Linked DNA regions of Homo sapiens: region 1 is linked to region 2. A link is a loop called in an ENCODE intact Hi-C map of the cell type or tissue named here. Cell type or tissue: CD4-positive, alpha-beta T cell. All regions are shown on one strand. Links, peaks and the distances in the headings refer to the core of each region. The heading gives the core; the rest is flanking DNA.

Region 1 (2,935 bases), core at 293-2,792, 87 kb after region 2:
TGTAATTGGAGTGGTTAGACCATTTATATTTAATATAGTTACCGATGAGGTTGTTTTAAAATATACAAGCTATTGCTATTTCCTTCTGTTTTTTCTTTTTACATTTTTGTCTCTTTTGAGGAACTCAAGTAATTTTTTATTTTGTCAGCACTATTGCATTTCACTTTTCCTATTTTAATGTTTACTTAGCACTTTAAAATACATATGGCTAACTTGAGCTCAGTTTGAATTAATATTTTAATAATCTGTTAACAAGAATAACAATCTTTTGTTATTATTGATATATAAATAAATACCATATTTTATTCTACTTAAGCCATACATCCAAAATTACACAGATCTTTTAATGTTTTATTATAGACTTTTATCTTTATCTATATTAATCTATCATTCTCATACTTTCCTGCAGATTTGTGCTTCTTCCTGAAAACATTTTTCCTTTACCTGAAGAGTAAATTTTGTTTTTTCTATTGTGGGTATGCTGGAGACAAATTTTTTTCAGCTTTCATTTTTCCAGTTATCTATTTATTTTACTTTCATTTATGAAGGATATTTCACTAGATTAAAAACTATTGACTAGATTTTCTTTTCCTTTTTGCTCTTTAAAAATGACATTTTATTGCCTTCTGGTCATCTGGGTTTCATTATCAGTGATGACAATATTTAAGTTTTTAAAAGCATTTTTATGAAGCCTTTATGATATGCTTTGGGTTGGTGCATATGTGTATTTGTGTTGTATTAATCCTGTTTGGGGTTTAATGAGCTTACTGAAATTCATATTAAAGGTTTTACAAATTTAGGAGATTCTTTCATATTGTATCTTCAAAATTTTCTGTGTCTTAATTATCTTTCTGTGTTATTCTCAGTCTCCTAACATGGAAAAATATTTGACATTACCTCAGAAGACTGATACTCTGTTTTAATTTTTTCTTTTATTTATAAATTAATCTATGCTCACTCTATACTTTGTATAGTTTTATTAATGTATCTTAAATTCTCTAAGCCATTTTTTCTTCTGTGACAAGTCTGCTGTTACCCTATCCAAGCAACACTATTTAAGATTTTAAAAAATTCTTAGTTGAAGAAAATACATTTGGTTCTTTTATAAAATTATAAAATTTCTGTGAAAATAATAATCTCCTATTCTCAGCCATCTGTTAAAATGACCAATACTTTCATTGATTTTGTCCACTTTTCTCTCTGATTTTTCTCTTATTTGTAATCATTTTTATAAAGTGTTTTTTCTAACACTTAGGTTGTTTGTTGTTCTGTTCCCATTTTCTTATTTAACTGTTGAATATGAATATTAATTTTACGGTTTTCTGCCCCTTATGTAAATGTTTTTTGTATACCAAATATTGTGTTCAAAAAAAATTGTAATTTGACCAAATACTATTATATTTTTCTCTTTTGATATACATTTACACGCAGGGGACAATACTTTAATCCTTTCAGGGCTGAGCTGAGTTGTTTGGCCTGTTTGTTTTTGCTGCTGAGTGAGTTTCAGTTTCCTTTTAGCTTCCTGTTCTTAAGAATAACATGTGGTTCCGTACATCTAGCAGGATGTTGTGATATAAGTACAGCAGGACTTCAAAGACTTATTTCTGTTTTTCAATCCATCCTCCAGCCTTCAATTCTATTATGCTTTCAGAAAATGTCCTGTAAAAAAGAACTGGCAGGCAGGAAAAACTTAGCTGTATATTTGGGATCCCACATACTCGAATCTATCACATCAGTTCAAATGGTTGCTATCCATTCCGCTGGTTTCTCCTTATCCCATAACAGTCCCTTTAAGTTTGGCAGGCTTGATCCTCTACCCACCCGTGGCCGAGGTTTAACATATGCCTGAGAGAAGGAAGAGATCACTGGTTTCTGTTTTTCTAGAAACTTCTGGTATTTCTCTGGAACATAATCATTAAGAGTCTTTTGAATCACCAGCACTTTTTGCCTTTAAAAACATAGGACTTTTAATTTATCTAGGAAACAATTTCCAAAAAATGGAAACAATTTTTTCTTACGAATTCTACATTCTAGCTAGAGCAGAATATCTGGAGACAAAGAGCTTTAGTTCAGTATAATAGTGATGACTGTTAATGTTTATTGAATACTGCTGGATGTAAAGTTTGACACTAATCACTTTAAATACGGTATCTCACTTAATACTAGAATGTATTTAGTTATCTCATTTTAAATCAAGGAAAAAAGAATCGTAGATGTTAGTATTTTTCTAAATATCAAATGTTGAAAAAGTGTGCCACAATGAGCTTTGAATTCGGATGTAATTTCCTCAAGAGATGACATATTATGTTGGCTTTGCTTGATGTAGACAACATATAGCATAGTGACTTCAATTTGGAACCTACTAAAAAACCTTATGGGGAGAAGATAGTACTACAAAGGCTTGGAGAGGGACAGCTGTTGGTTAGTATTCATGTAAACACACATACACTGCCTCCTGGCACACCTGAGATGGGAGAGCCAACTGTCTTAAAGTTTCAGTGATGCTGAAAGCATTCTCAATGTTCTGATGAGAATAATATCCACTGAATCAGAAATCAAAGAAATCAACCTCACATGCTATAAGCTTTTATCCCCTACAGCTAGACAGGTCAGAGACAGACCAGTGATGGTCAAAAGATGCTGAAAATTAACAATTGATTCTAAGCATTCTACAGATGATTACTAATTTGTGAGTGTTAAAGAAGTATACTGATTTACCTTTTAGAGGTCAGTATTGAAAGTGTGGAAAAAACCTTCCACAGGATCTAAAGATTACAGCAACAATTGAGAGGCACTTTGAAATTTGTCAAAATGGGAGAGGATATAAGCATTTAGTTTGGTAAAATAGATTCAATCCAAACAACTGTGCTATCATTATCAGCATGAAACAATGTAATAATCTGAATAAGAAGGCTCTGTTTTAAAAAACAGTTGC
Region 2 (2,935 bases), core at 156-2,655:
TAAAAATACTAAAAGCAAATTCACTTCAGAAAACAGCAGAAAACTTGCATTACTTTTTTTTTTTTTACATCATCTCATGCTGTCACCTCTTGTATATTTTTCTTCTAAATTGTTTGAAATTTGTCTCCCATATTATCTGGCTATACTTTTGATAATAATAAAACTTTATTTGCATAGTTACCTCAAACTATATTAAATGCACAGGTCAATTACCTTCCCACAAAAATAATTACCTCATACTTATTTTGCTGGGTTTAGTGAAGTTTGAATTAACTTCAGATTATTCCCCTTGTCACAGTGATTTGTATGGGTTTAAATTTCTCTTTTTCAAATAAAGTTATTTTCCTTATTTTATATTGTATATATCTATAGGAGAAAATGTAGCAAATCCAGAAAAACTAAATAAAGAACATAAACTATGCATTGTCCAACTACCTGGAACCATACCTTTTAGAGTTTGGTATAGATGATACCAGTTTTATGTGTGTGTGCATACATTTAATGTGCTGCTTTACTGTGTTTTAAGTATGTTTACATAATTCATAATATTTTAAATATTGGTTTTAAATATAGATTTTTCTGTAATAGTAAAGATGTTTTTTCATAAAAATGCAGAAAAAGCAGAAATGTATAAAATTAATAGTAACCTCTTATTCAGACCGATGAGCAAATTACACTTATTTCTAAGTAATTAGCGTTGCATAAAATAGTGAGATCAATATTTTAATTGGCAAAGAGCATAAATATAAATTATATATATTTGTGTGTATGTGTATATGTGTGTGTATGTACATATATATCCATACATATGTATAATCTATATACTATATTATATATTATTATATTGAGTCACTTGAGCCATTTTTGCTTTATTTCCATTTACTTTCCTTTCATTATTTTTCAGTGGGAAAGATTAATAAACTACCTAATGGCAATCACTAAGGTCATCATTCTTCCTATATACTCTTCCATCTATTTCTCATCAGTCTTCTTTCTGAAATATATTTAAAAATCAATATATAGTGTATGACCTTAAATAGTAAACACAAGAATAAAAATATATGGAATATTCTTAAATGAGTTAAATTCTTTTTTTTTTTTTTTCATTTTCATTTTCCCTCAAACATTCTCTTTCTACAAAAGCTGGTAAGACCTCAAGCTGTGCTCTTATTTGTAATGGTAAGTGTCATTTTGGTGGCCATGTGGCTACACAGCATGAGGTAGCTATGATGAACCCTGATGAAAAACGACAGGTGCAAAATGAGAAAAGTTTGCACACAACAAGTTTGGCTTTATAAAGGCTTCAGGTTTACCATCATCAGAGAACCTTGATCTGCTGTGGTTTAAAACAAGGAAGGGAACCACCTGTTTTGCCTCAAGCAATAGTTAAGATCAAACAAAATACGCTCTGAAACAGTAAGACATGACAAAAGAGAGTGAAAGGGTTTTTCAGCAATGGCAATAGAAGTTACTTTCTGCAAAAAGAGTTGGGTTATTACCAAGTAAAGCACAGTGGTAATAACCCAAAGGCAAATTAGAGTAAAGAAAAGCAGATATATGCAGGTGGTAGAACAATATTTGCATTTCCATAGATAAATACTTTTAAACATACAGAAAAAACAAAGGGACACAGAACTCATAGTAATGATTTGGATATTTCCTTTGGCCAACATATCTCCTCAGTTTCTAGGGCACACACTGAGATTCAAGAGAAGCCTGAAGAAGAGCATATTTATGAAATAACTATCCACAACTGACATCTACTTGTAAAGGATTAATATATTTTTCATAAACATGAGAGATATATCCATTCATAAAACTCTTTAAATCACATTGTACAACTTGGATGTGATGGTTGCTTATTCACAGGATGAAGACGCAATGACTGGAATATACAATGTAAATGATTCACACATAGGCACCACCACCTCCAAGTAAAAAAGCAATTTGTGAAAAACAAGGAAAACTCTTGTTTTTGTCGGGGCCAGAGAAGTATAGTTGATGGTAATTTGTAATCAGAAAACACAGCAAACTGCTCAATTAAAAAAATCAATCCCAAACTTCTGCCTTTTTTACAGATTCTAAACAACTATGTTAATTAGACCTAAAAAACTATAGGTATATGTGCATAATCAAATCAAGTCTTACCGAAATCTAGATCTGATGGCTTCCAACACCAACATTTAGAAAGATATCCCCAGTGCAGTCCGGGCATGGTGGCTCACGCCTATAATCCCAGCACTTTGGGAGACCAAGGCTGGTGGATCACTTGAGGTCAGGAGTTTGAGACCAGCCTGGCCAACATGGTGAAACCTCAACTTTACTAAAAATACAAAAATTAGGGCCAGGCATGGTGTTGCACGCCTGTAGTCCCAGCTACTTGGGAGGCTGAGGCAGGAGAATCACTTGAACCTGGGAGGCAGAGGTTGCAGTGATCCCAGATCGTGCCACTGCACTCCAGCCTGAGTGACCAGAGTGAGATCATGTCTCAAAAAAGAATTTATCTATCTATCTATATCGGTATCTATCTCCAATGTGAAGCAATAATCATATTCTTGTTTCATAGAAAATAAAAATCATAAAATATCTACATGAAATAAAAATGCCTATTGTCTATTTGCATGAAGTAAAATGGCAAATTAGTACTTCCAAAAATTAAATTATATTAAATGTTAATATTTTAATATAGTTTGAAAGTATAAAATAAAAACATAATTTTCTTATAATTCAATTCCTACAAGATGGCATTCTAAGTATTTGGAGGATACTTTCATTTTACTATTTTCATATGAACATGAGTTACATTCTATAAAGCAGTCATAAGAGTGCCTGGCACATCATAAAAGCTCTATAGTAATTAGTTATATAAAAACAAAATTATTTTCATAATCAGGAGGTACACAAAATGTTCTGACATGCGCTTTTTAAACTTTGC

What was found. A loop is a pair of places that touch in the nucleus more often than their neighbours do. Peaks named below come from ENCODE experiments on the same cell type or tissue, not always from the same donor. Only the 100,000 strongest peaks of a DNase experiment are listed, where the experiment ranks them.
Region 1: a loop joins it to region 2, with 4 times the contacts of the local background. A loop is called at or near these places in 5 of 110 quality-filtered maps.

What each region holds. Positions count from the first base shown.
Region 1 is chr9:31,345,726-31,348,660 of GRCh38, forward strand. No RefSeq gene overlaps it. Among named protein-coding and RNA genes, the nearest start is that of LINC01243, 34 kb to the right of the region's middle. RefSeq lists enhancers at 1,421-1,490, 1,521-1,580. In CD4-positive, alpha-beta T cell, for the core only: no CTCF peak of the experiment used is centred there; a DNase peak (open chromatin) is centred at 1,516; H3K4me3 peaks cover 657 bases; H3K27ac peaks cover 2,477 bases.
Region 2 is chr9:31,258,730-31,261,664 of GRCh38, forward strand. No RefSeq gene overlaps it. Among named protein-coding and RNA genes, the nearest start is that of LINC01243, 120 kb to the right of the region's middle. In CD4-positive, alpha-beta T cell, for the core only: no CTCF peak of the experiment used is centred there; a DNase peak (open chromatin) is centred at 1,322.